Linked DNA regions of Homo sapiens: region 1 is linked to region 2. A link is a loop called in an ENCODE intact Hi-C map of the cell type or tissue named here. Cell type or tissue: mammary epithelial cell. All regions are shown on one strand. Each heading gives the region's core, and the rest is flanking DNA. Links, peaks and the distances in the headings are about the cores only.

Evidence for each region. Peaks named below come from ENCODE experiments on the same cell type or tissue, not always from the same donor. Only the 100,000 strongest peaks of a DNase experiment are listed, where the experiment ranks them.
Region 1: it touches region 2 in a loop (8-fold over the local background); 2 of 110 quality-filtered maps call a loop at or near these places.

The regions. Positions count from the first base shown.
Region 1 is chr19:44,585,109-44,591,433 of GRCh38, reverse strand. No RefSeq gene overlaps it. Among named protein-coding and RNA genes, the nearest start is that of IGSF23, 25 kb to the left of the region's middle. RefSeq lists an enhancer at 1,484-1,983. In mammary epithelial cell, for the core only: a CTCF peak has its summit at 3,006; DNase peaks (open chromatin) are centred at 2,853 and 3,393; H3K27ac peaks cover 1,725 bases.
Region 2 is chr19:45,055,680-45,062,004 of GRCh38, reverse strand. It overlaps CLASRP (CLK4 associating serine/arginine rich protein), which reads right to left. Exons shown (of 21, transcript NM_007056.3): 6 at 5,471-5,555; 7 at 4,107-4,255; 8 at 2,641-2,737; 9 at 1,538-1,616; 10 at 1,378-1,451. Among named protein-coding and RNA genes, the nearest start is that of ZNF296, 18 kb to the left of the region's middle. RefSeq lists an enhancer at 4,662-4,731. In mammary epithelial cell, for the core only: a CTCF peak has its summit at 2,356 (motif pointing right); a DNase peak (open chromatin) is centred at 2,344.

The sequences.
Region 1 (6,325 bases), core at 370-5,369, 470 kb after region 2:
ATCAACCCGTCATCTAGGTTTTAAGCCCCGCATACATTAGGTATTTGTCCTAATGCTCTCCCCGCCATCCCCCCACCTCCTGACAGGTCCGAGTATGTGATGTTCCCCTCCCAGGTAGCCCTTTTCTATTGGTGCAGCTGCTGGCTCTCCCCCATGCAAGCTTCTAGCTTCCTTATTTATGTTTGCAGCCCGATTTTTCAGGCTGCTCTTTGTTAGGAAAAATGATTTCTTGGGCTACTTTTTGTTAGAAGGGAAGTTCTGCTGAGAGCTCTTTTGCCCTCACTATCTGCCTAAATAATTTCTGTCTCCTGTGTTAGTTGCTCTGGTCTGAACACCTCTGGCAATTCTGTAACATAGAGTCATCTTTCCAGGAGACTCTCTCCCTTGCTGGCTTTGAGGAAACAAGTGGTCATGTTGGGAGGCCCATGTGGGCAAAATCCAGCAAGAAATGGAGATCCTCAGTCCTACAACCAGTTAGCAATTGAATGCTGCCAATGTAGCAGAACAAGCTACAGACAAAACCCCTCAGACACTGACTTAAAGAAGGAAGGGCTTTATTCAGCCAGTAGCTTTGGCAAGACTCACGTCTCCAAAAACTGAGCTCCCCTAATGAGCAATTCCTGTCCCTTTTAAGGGCTTACAACTCCAAGGAGGTCCGTGTGAGAGAGTTGTGATCGATTGAGTAAGCAGGGGGTATGTGACTGGGGGCTGCATGTACCGGTAATCAGAACAGAACAGAACAGGACAGGGATTTTCACAATGCTTTTCCATACAATGTCTGGAATCTGTAGATAACATAACTGGTTAGGTCAGGGGTCGATCTTTAACTACCAGGCCCAGGGTGTGGTGCCGGGCTGTCTGCCTGTGGATTTCATTTCTGCCTTTTAGTTTTTACTTCTTCTTTCTTTGGAGGGAGAAATTGGACATAAGACAATATGAAGGGTGGTCTACTCCCTTACCAACGCCCTGGTTTCCAAGCAGATCCTTCCCGAGTTGAGCCTCAGATGAGACAGCAACTCTGGCTGACATTTGGTTGCAGCTGCAAACCAAAAAGTATCTAAGACAGGTCTCAATCAATTTAGAATTTTATTTTGCCATGGTTAAGGATCATGATCCATGACACAGCCTCAGGAAGTCTTGAGAACACGTGCCCAGGTGGTTGGGTTATAGCTTAGTTTTATACATTTTAGGGAGACAGAAATTATAGGCAAAGACATAAATTGATACATGTAAGGTATACATTGGTTTAGCTCAGAAAGGCAGGACATCTTGAAGCCGCAGAGGGGGCTTCCAGGTCCCAGGTGGATTTAAAGATTTTCTAATTGTTGCTTATAACATAATATCTGAAACTGTGTAATTTATAAAGAAAAGGAACTTATTTCTTACAGTCATGGAAGCTGAGAAGTCCAAGGTTAAGGGGCCACATCTCGTGAGAGCCTTCTTGCTGGTGTGGACTCTCTGCAGTCTATAGAGTGCAGGGCATCACATGACAAGGGGCCATGCTAGCTCAGGTCTCTCTTCCTCTTCTTATAGGCTACTAATGCCACTCTCATAATAACCTATTAATTCATTAACCCATTAACCCATGAATGGATTAATCCATTCATCAGAGCAGAACCTGCATGACCCAATCGCCCCCTAAAGGTCCCACCTTTCTATACTGCCACATTGCCTATTAAGTTTCAACATGAATTTTGAAGGAGACAAGCATTTAAACCGTAACAACGTGGTTTCCATATTTGATATGAGAATGATTATTAAAGTTCAGGTCCTCTGTCCTGTTCTCTGTGTCCTCATCTAAAATTTGACACATTGGCCAGGCGTGGTGGCTCATGCCTGTAATCCCAGCACTTTGGGAGGCTGAGGTGGGTGGATCATTTGAGGTCAGGAGTTTGAGACGAGCCTGGCCAACATGGTAAAACCCTGTCTCTACTGAAAATACAAAAAAAATGACCTGGGCATGGTGGTGTGTGCCTGTAATCTCAGCTACTCAGGAGGGTGAGGCATGAGAATTGCTTGAACCCAGGAGGCAGAAGTTGCAGTGAGCTGAGATTGCACCACTGCACTCCAGCCTGGGTGACAGAGTGAGACCCTGCTCCAAAAAATAAATAAAATAAAATAAAATAAAATTTGACACATCACATTAAGTTAATGACAGAGACAAATTTTCTTTTTCCTTTTCCACCAAAGGAAAGCCATATGGAGTCAATTTTAGAAAATACAAACTGAAATATTAGCTATTAGTACTTTTTTTGGTAAAAGTATTGGTGGTGTGTGGGAACATATTATTGATGAGATGTTAGATGCTTGTTTTCTGGGCTCGCATGATAACCTGTGATGAGGACTCTGTGTTTTTGTCCCCAAGATCTGCTCTCTGATATTCAACCTTCTCCATCCTCCTCTGTGTCCCAGAAGGCCACCTGCATTAGTTATTTATTGATGTATGACTAATTACTCCAAAATGTAGTGGCTTAAGACAATAAAACATTTGTTATCTCATAGTCTCTTTGAGTCAAGAATCTGGGCTCAGCTTAGCCAGGTCTTTTCCCTCTGATGCGATCAAGCTACTGGACGGGGGCTGCAGTGTCATTCAAAAGCTCAACTTGGGATGAGGGTATGGGGTGATTGTTCTGCTCCCAAGCTCACTCAGATGGTGTTTGCTACTGGCAGGTAGCTTTCCCCTCAGAAAGTGATTCAAGACAGAGTGAGAGAGAAGTTGAAAATAGAAGCAACAGCCATTTTGTAACCCAATCTGAGAAGTGACAGCCATCACTTTCTGCTGTACTTCATTCATTAGAAATGAGTCACTAGGTACAGCCCACACTCAGGGGGAAGGAATTAGATGAGGGCATGAATATAAAGAAACAGGGATCATTGGTTCTTGCAACTTCTCTCTAGTAAAGGAATTGCAGTAGACTTGCATCATACACACATTTAATTTATGAAATTTTAACTATAGAAACAGGTGGAAATACAGCTCTAATTTGAGGCAGCAGCTCCATCTATGGCTCAATGGTGAAGCTGTATTTTGCAGATTTGTCCTGTTGGGTACTGAGCATCTCTGTACACACTGTAAGTATGCATACAGCTACTGCTGTACAACATTTTATGTATAAAACCACATTCACTGCATGCATAGGGGATTTAAGACATATTCAAGGTGAAACCGAGCTAACCTCAATGTTCACCTTCACTCCTAAACCTAAAGAATGCTTTCACTTGATTCAGAATTCTGGGTTGACAGTTGTTTTCCTTTCAGCACTTAAAAAATGTGCCACCAAGATACAGGTCATAAAGACTTTGCTGATGAAACAGGATGTGGTAAAGAAGCCAGCCAAACCCACCAAAACCAAGATGGCGACAAAAGTGACCTCTGGTCATGCTCATTGCTCCTTATGTGCTAATTATAATACATTAGCATGCTAAAAGATATGCCCACAAGCACCATGACAGTTTAGAAATGCCATGGCAACATCTAGCACTTACCTTATATGGTCTAAAAAGGGGAGGAACCCTCAGTTCCAGGAATTGCCCACCCCTTTCCAGGAAAATTCATGAATAATCCACCCTTTGTTTGGCATATAATCAAGAAGTAACTGTAAGTGTACTCAGTTGAGCAGCCCATGCCATTGCTCTGCCTATAGAGTAGCCATTCTTTTATTCCTTTTCTCTCTTTCTTTCTCTTTCTTCTTTCTCTTTCTTTCTTTTCTTTCTTTCTTTCTCTCTCTCCTTCCTTCCCTCCTTCCTTCCTTCCTTTCTTTCTTTCTCTCTCTCTCTCTTCCTCTTTCTTCTTTCTCTTTCTTTTCTTTCTTTCTCTCTCTCTCCTTCCTTCCCTCCTTCCTTCCTTCCTTCCTTCCTTCCTTTCTTTCTTTCTTTCTTTCTTTCTTTCTTTCTTTCTTTCTTTCTTTCTTTCTCTTTCTCTCTCTTTCTTCGTTTCTCTCTTTCTTTCTTTCTTTTCTTTTTTCCTTTCTTCCTCTCTTTCTTTCTTCTTTCTTTTTTGAGACAGTCTTGCTCTGTGGCCCAGGCTGGAGTACAGTGGCAAATCTTGACTCGCTGCAACCTCTGCCTCCTGATTCTCATGCCTTAGCCTCCCAAGTGTCTGGGATTACAGGCATGCACCACCATGCTCAGCTAATTTTTGTATTTTTTGTAGAGACAAGGTTTCCCCATGTTACCCAGGCTGCTCTCAAACTCCTGGCCTCAAGCCTTGGCCTCCCAAAGTGCTGGGATTACAAGCGTGAGCCACTGCCTTGGCCTCCCAAAGTGCTGGGATTACAGGCATGAGCCACTGCACCTGGCCTATTCCTTTTCTTTCTTAATAAATTTGCTTTCACTTAAAAAAAAAGTGCCACTTTCTTCTGGCCACTATGGTTCCTGATGAGAAATCTGCCATCATCTGAATTGTTGTTTTGGTATAAGTGATGTGTTTAGTTTTCTCTGGATGCTTTCGAGATTTTTCTTTGTGTTTGATTTTCCACAGTTGGATGATGATATGTCTGGGTGTAAATTTCCTTGGAAAGGATCCCTGACATTGTGTGAAGCATTGTGCATACATCTGCATATTCTGAGGAAGGGCCTGAAGCTTCAGTCCAGGATCACACAACTTTCAATGCATTTTCAAAGGAGTCCAGGACTCCGTGATCATTAGCAACCAGTGGTTTCTATGAAGTTATTGGAGGTGGCTGGAAGGCTTGGGGAGCTTGAGGATAACTGGCAAGATATGATCAACTAGCGCATCTGAAAGGGGTTTAAACTTCCCTGAAATTATTTGGCCACTTGTGTGGTTCAGTCTATTTGACTGGAATTTCCCTGGGTGAGGGGAGCTGAGGAGTTAAAGGTTGTAGGGACTGTGGAGGACCTTGGTGACTCCAAGGAGGCTTTTAGGATCCTTATTCTCTTAATACTCTATATCTGCCCTTCACTCATATAAATACCCATGGGAAGTGAAAACATGTGCTGGCCATACAGACACAGTTTCTGGAGAAGTCCAGGCTTCTCTTCCAGCCCTGTTGCTGCCCCAGAGATTCTGATGCCCCCACAGGGAGGGTCCAGGGAGGAGATTCTCCCCCATCATGGGAGAGGGGTGCGGCCATGTGGGGTTCCCAGGAGCCCAGCTTGAGTGCCAATACCCATCAAGAGGCTGGGCTCCATCATTCAAGAACTCCGTGGGTTGGAAGACAATGCTCAGACTTGATATAAGGAGATGCAAAATATGGACCAGAGGCAGCCCAGCCAGGGGCTCCTCAGCTAGAATGGAGTTGGTCTGGTCTCCCTTGCACATTGGGGTTTTATGGCAAAAAGACTGGGCATGTCCAACTGGCTTGTCTGCTATAAAAATCCAGAATGAGATTACAGGTTTAAATCACAGCATGTTTTTCCAACCAGTCTGGTTCTTAGTCACCCACCATCCCCGACTGGGCTGAGGAAAAGATGAGGTAGGAGATAGGTTGGCAGGACTTATTTCTCAGTCCTGAAGGGACAGAATGAAAAAACTGGCAGGAACCAGCAGATGGCAACAAAAGCAATCCTTAGCTGCCCTCATTGTGCATTAGCACAAGACATTCTCACCAGAGCCATGACAGTTTACAAATGTGTGGAAATCACCCGGAATTTACCACCATTTTCCTAGAAAATTCTAAATGACCCACCTCTCGATTTGCATTGACCTACCCCTTAATTTGCATGTAAGTGAAAGTTGGTATAAGTGGGTATAAATACAGTTGGCAACAGTCCCTACCTTGCCTGCTCTGAGCACATTACCTATGAGATAGCCCTGCTCTGCAAGGAGCAGTACTGTGCAATAAAAGATTGCTGTCTAACGCCACCAGCTCACCCTTGAATTCTTTCCTGGGCAAAGGCAAGAACCCTCCTGGACTAAGCCCCAATTTTGAGACTTGCCGGTTCTCCAGCAGAGAGGGTGCCCCTCTAATGAGGATGCATGTGTGGCTTTGCTGAGTGGTAAGTGCACTGCCCTCATCCTCAGGAGACTTGTTGAAGGTGGAGAGGCCCTTCTGTGTGACCCTCAGGGCTTCTCCCAGTTGGACCATCCTGAAGGGTCCATGTGGACTTGAGTTCAGTCTGTTCAAATTGACACCAGAATCATATTTGGTCTGCACCCAGCCAGACCTTTCTAGGTGGGAAAAAGTATAAGAAGTGAAAGCTGTCAACAGCCTGGCTTCCAGAAATGAAAGCCTCCAAATTGGTTCAAAGAGCAAATTGGAAATGCTTCAAAGTACAAGCTCTGGGTTTGAATTCTGGCTCAGCTATTTTCTAGCAGAGTGACATTTGGCAAATTACTATACCTCGCTGAGCATCTGTTTCTTCT
Region 2 (6,325 bases), core at 432-5,431:
CCTCCACCCACCCCCACCTCAGATCTGTCCAAAGCATGAACTTAAGCCCCACCCTACAATGTCCTAGACCCATCATGACTCTGAGGAACTTGGACTTCAGCAGCTCTGGTTCTGCTTGGCCTCCTGACCCTAGAATGAAAGCATCCCTCCTCCCAATCCTTGTCTCTGGCTCTCACTGGGTCCGGGCTTACTAATGATGATGATGATGATGATGATGATAAGATTAAAATAGGCTGGGTGCGGTGGCTCACGCCTGTAATCCCAGCACTCTGGGAGGCTGAGGTGGGAGGATCACTTGAACCCAGGAGTTTGAGACCAGCCTGGGCAACACCGCAAAACCCCATCTCTACTAAGTATTTTTTATTTTAATTAGCTGGGCGTGGTGACGCATACCAGTAATCTCAGCTACTAAGGAGACTGAGGTAGGAGGATCGCCTAAGCCTAGGAATTTGAGGCTGCAGTGAGTCGTGATTACACCACTGCACTCCAGCCTGGGTGACAGAATAAGACCCTGTCTCTGGGGGAAGAAAAAAAAAAGAGAGACTATCACAGCTGAGGAAACTGAGGCCCAGAGAGGTGAAGTCACTTGTCCAGCATTACGTAGCTCATAAAGGAGGAAACTGGGATCCAAACCCAGGCCCTATGGCCACCCAGCCTGGGCGTTCCTGCACTACCCTCTGTGTGCCTCTGTGCCACCGCTGACAGCAATGACGATTGGTGCTATTCTTTAAGGAATGTTTCCGATACCAACCGCTGAACCTACAAGTTGTTTAAGCCTTACAGGAACTCTCAGTCACTCTCCTTTAAGAGATGTGGCAAAAAGAGGCATGGGTTTGCACAGGGCCTCTCCTCAAGGCCTCCTGACCCAGGCTGGGCTTTCCTCTCCAAGCCAGCCTGCCTCATCCAAACCTGTCCCAAGACCTCCCTGTGGGGACTGCCCAGCCCTCTCTCCAGGTAGGTGATAATGCCTTGTTTTCCAAAGGAAAAAATTGAAGCTCAGAGAGTTCGGGAAGTCACTTGTCCAAACTCCGACACAGGAAGAAGCCAAGCAGCAGAACTGGGTGAGAGTCCAGGGCAAAGCCTGTGCCCTCTCTGCCGCCTTGGTGAGAGCCTTATGCCGCCTGTGCATGGGCTCCTGGGAGTCTGGCAAGGGCCCCCAGTCCAGTAGGGTGAGGGGAGGGGCTGGCAAGGAAAGGAGTCCACATGGCCCTCAAGGCCGTTCCTACCTCTAAACCTTCACGATGGCCATGCATCGCCCCACTAGAAAGACTCCTTTCTCAAGTCAAATGCCTGCCTCCAAAGAGCTTTCTCAGGCCCTAAGCCCCTGCTCTCCTCCCCCAGATGCCAGCAGGGTGGGGGTTCAGGGAGAAGCCCTACCTGGGTGGGCTGATCTTGCGACCCCTCAGCCGCTTCTCCCGAAACTCTCTCCGCTGGCGTCGAGAGCGGCGTCCCTGGAGTAGGGTGGGTGCCAGGTTGGTGAGGGGGTGCCCTCCCTGTGACACACCCCTGTCCCCTTCCACTCCAGCCCAGACCTCACCGAGTACATGGCCTTCTCCTCCTCAAGAGCCTTGGCATGCTTGATGGCCTCTGCCTCCTCCTTGTCTTTCCGGAGCATCCTATAGAGGTGGGTGAGAATTAGGGTGGAGGATGGGGCAGGCCACAGGGTAAGGAGGACACAGACTGAGTCATCAGAGAAAGTGAGGGACCTGAGTCACCCCACGCCAGCCTGAGGTATCTTTCATTCAATGCCACTTATCAAGCACCCTCTGTGTGCCAGGTGCTATCTTAGGTATCAAGAACTGAGCACTGAAAAAAAAAAACAGAAATCCTCACCTGCACGGGCTTACATTCTAGGGGAGAAGATAATGAGCAAGGGAATAAAATGTGTGGTCCATTAGATGGTAGAGCAAAGGCAGAGGAAGCTGCAGTTTTCAAGAGGGAGCTCAGGGAAGCCACACAAAACAGGGTATCTAGAGAAAAACCTGGGGGAGCAAGCTGCAGACGTCCAAAGCGAACAGCAGACAGAGTGGCCCAGGGGCTGGCCCAGGCCTCTGCACTTGAGGAGCAAGGAGACTGTGCAGGCTGGGCAGCGGGGGATGGTGGCGGTTGAGAGGACCAGATGGGTAAGACCTTTCGGCCATGGTGAGGACACTGGATGTTCCTGAGGGAGGTGGGAGCCACAAAGGGCTCTGGGCAGAGGGTGCCATGCTCAGGCTCCGTTTCTGGTTCACTGCCCAGTGAGCTGGGACCATTCTGTGTGGTCTTGTGAGCTCAGCAGGGGGTGTGGCTCAGGGTAGAGGTACAACCAGCAACTGCCAGGATAAATAACCAGGGAATGAAGCCTCTCCACTAGAGGGCGCTGTCCCCCAGCCTAGGAATCCCCAGAGCTTCGAAGAGTCAGATTCGCCCCAGGTCGCACTAAGTAGGGCAGGCTGGGTGACTTGGGTGCAGCCTGTTTCTGCACAGATGAAGTGGGGCCACGACCACCATAGGCTCAGGGACCTGCATGTGTAAAGTCCTGGGCCCAGGGCCAGGCACACAAATGCTCACAAACAGGATGGCTGTCAATACCGGGAGTAATAGTGAGATGCCAGGGTGGGGCCCACAGAATGGGTAGGGGTGTCAGCAGGCAGGCCTCACCTGACGAAGTCACCGTCGGCCATGCCATAAGTCGTGGCCTGTTTGTTGAGATCTGCCACCTGCTCCTGGTTCAATTCATCCACGTCCACCTCCACGTCTGCACCAAGAGAAAGGCTGTCAGGAGCCACGGCCGAGCGAGAGGACAGGGGAGAAGGGGCAGTGCTCCAGGAGGCGGGGATGATGGGGCGCCCGCCAGACTGAGGGATTCTTCAGGAAGGGATGGCATCAAGTCTGGCTCATCTTGGCATGCCCTAGGCTGGCACTGGGCTTGCCAGAGGTGAGCACAACACACAGTGGACAGAGGCAGCTCGGGGACAGGGCTTGAAGGGGCAGATGAACGGAGGGAGGGAAAGAGAAGGGAGAGATGGACGGATGGGTGCAGGGATGGATGAAGGGATGCAGGGATGGATGGATGGATGAATGGAATGGAGGCAAGGAAGGAAGGAGGGATGGGTGGATGGAGGGAGGGAGGAATGGATGAGTGAGGCGTGTGGTGGGGTTGACGTGAGAGGGAGGACTGAACAGGGGCGGAAAGATGGCGGCTGGAGATCACGGTGGGTGGCAGGCAGGGTGTGGGTCACAGGTGTTTGGAAGCAGGGCGTGTGATAAGCCAGAGGAAGGAGGGCTGGGCGGAGGTCAATGTGTGGCTCCACAGAGTGTGAATAAAGAGCCAGCTACTGGGCTGAGCGCGGTGGCTCACGTCTGTAATCCCAGCACTTTGGGAGGCCGAGGCAAGTGGATCACGAGGTCAGGAGTTCAAGACCAGCCTGACCAATATGGTGAAACCCCCGTCTCTACTAAAAGTACAAAAATTAGCTGGGCGTGGTGGCGTGTGCCTTTAGTCTCAGCTACTTGGGAAGCTGAGGCAGGAGAATCACTTGAACCCAGGAGGTGGAGGTTGCAGTGAGCCAAGATCATGCCACTGCACTCCAGCCCGGTAACAGAGCAAGACTCCATCTCAAAAATAAATAAATAAATAAATAAAAAGAGCCAGTTGCTGGAGTAAGAACCAGGATGAGAAAAACAGAGAGACTTGGGGGTGGTTTGATCAGTGGGAATCCAGAGGGGAGGTGAATGGCAGAGAGGAGGGTGAACAGATGCCTGGCGGATGGGGGCTGACTCTGTAAGAGGATGAACACTTGTTTTCCAGAGGAGGGAAGAGAGCAGGAGAGAGGGGCAAAGGCAGAGAGAGGCCGGCCCAAGTGGAGGAGAATGGAGCCAACACCTAGGAGGGGAAAAGATCATAGAAATAGCACCCTAGAAATGAGAGATGAGTGAGGCAGAGGAAGGCCGGAACGGAGGAGGACAGGAGTGAGACAGGGGCAGCAGGAGGCTGGTGTGCCCTGGGGCGGGGTAGGGAGAGAGACACGGTTCGTAAGCACGGGGTGCCCCACAGAGGGTGAGGGACGAGACACAGAAACGATGCCCAGGGACTGCAGGTGGGGAGGGCAGAGAGGGGACCCCACCGATGTCGGGGATGACCTCATCTTCGTCCGAGTTGCTCTCCTCCTCGGCCGCTGACTCCTCCTCCTCTGGCTTTTCTGCCGCCTTCTCTACCTCGGCCACCGTGCTGTCCTCGTAGGTATAACCGATGGAAGCCTTCTTCTCTGCCAGCCTGAGAAAGGGGAGCTGGTAAGCCAGGGCCGTGCCCAGTGGAGATGAGGGCCCCAGGCTAGCCCCACACACCAGTCTCGAGTGCCACGGCCCCCTCCCCTCAGGCTCTCCCTCAGCCTAGGACCCTCTGCTCCTGCCCACACCCAGCTCCTCCCTCTTCCTCCACATCTGAGCTCTAGGGCCCCACCTGCCAAGAAGTCCTTGACTGGTACCCTAGGGTGGGTCAGCACTGTCCTGAGCTCCCCAGCCCTGCCTTTGTTGGGTCATCTCTGTTGGGGAAGGTCTGTCTCCCGCCTAGACCATGAGTCCCACAAGGGCACAGCCCAGAGTCCTCCTGAGCAGCCAGGTGCCCCAGCTTTGCCCTGAACAGAGCAGGGCCTGAGCAGGATCCTGAGGCTGGGGCCGTGGACGAGGGCTGAAGTCTCCAAGAAGCTCCCAGTACAGTCCCATGGGACCCCTCCCAGTGGAGGAAGGCGGCAAGCAGTCAGGGGTAGCAGGAGGGAAGGTGTCACTGAGGGAGCTGCCCAGCCCCGAGCCAGGGCTCCAGGCTACCGTGCACCAGGGCAACAGCAGCTGGCCTGGAGGAGAGCTAAGCCCTGCAGAGGGAATAGCGTGTGTGAGGGCGGGAGGCCTGCACTCATCAGACTGAGGTGGAGAAGAGAGAAGTGAGACTGCTCGGCCACTGCTCCTCAGAGGCAGCTGCTCCAGGATAAGGCCCGGGTCTCCCCAGCTACTCCTTGAGGGACGCGGCTTTAAGAAGCCTCTCTCCAGAGTGACATCAGCTAGGGCTGACTGCAAGCTCACTACATGGCAGGTGCTGGAATAGGTACTTCACAAGCCCCATCTCCTGCATGCCTCCCAACTCCAGGCAGTAGGGCCTCCTGCCAGCCCCATTTTACAGGGAAGCACAGCAAGGCTCAGACAATTCCCACTCAGGGCCTCACAGCCAGGACTCAAACCCAGGGCTGTCTCACCACAGGGCCTGCACCTCCCACCACTTCCCAAGCTGAAAATGTAACGCAGAGCCCTCGGCAAGCCGGGGCCCCCTGACAGGGCTTCTTCCTCTACACAGTTATTAATTGAGCACTGACTGTGTGCTGAACACCATCCTTGGTTTCGGGGAGACCCTGGTGGACAGGATGGAAGAGGCCATGCCTGGCTGGGGCTCCCAGCCCTCCTGCCTCCTCAACCCCCTGCACCCCAGACCCCGACTCACTTCTTCTTCTCATCTTCGCTGGGTCTCTGGAGGCCTCCGTACAACTCATCAATGTAGATCTGGTACAGGCACTGCTCCTCTGAGACTGCAGCAAACAAGAGACCCCAGGTCAGAGTGGGTTGGGGACACTAGGAATTCAGTGGGGGAACACAAGGGTGCGGTGGGGCAGGAAGACAGGTGCAACCCCAGTGCACCTTGGGGGGCAGTCACCACTTCCAGATAATCAAACTATGTCTGGTGGGACACAAGCAACTGCAGCAGAGCCTTGGACACACGACCTTGGTCAAGGGACTTAACACATCTGTGCCTCAGTTTCCTTTTCCGTAAAATGGGACCACGGGCAGAGTGAGTGCCTGGCCTGGTACTTGGGCACTCTACCACCATTCTCACTGTTTCTGGAGGCCTCTGGCTGGACCCTTCAGAACCATAACCTGCTCCTGAGTGCCACACGCCATTCTGACTGCACAGGTCACTCCACTGCATGCCTCTCTGTGGCTCATTTTAAGTTAGGTGTGGGCTGGGATGACCTGGGCTCTCCTGCACCCCCAACACCCAGCCTGGGGGACTCAACAATGTACCAGAGCCTTCCTGATCTTCCCTGCAGTGAGACACGTGTCCCTGACTCGCTGTGGGACAGTGGGTTGTAAGTCCCCTTCCTTCCTTCCCTCCCTAGGCCTCAGTTTTTCTTTTCTTATTTTTTTAAGACAGAGTTTCACTCTTGTTGCACAGGCTGGAGTGCAATGGCGCGATCTTGGCTCACCGCAACCTCCGCCTCCCAGGTTCAAGCGATTCTCCTGCCTCAGCCTCCCCAGTAGCTGGGATTACAGGCAGGCGCCACCGTGCCTGGCTAATTTT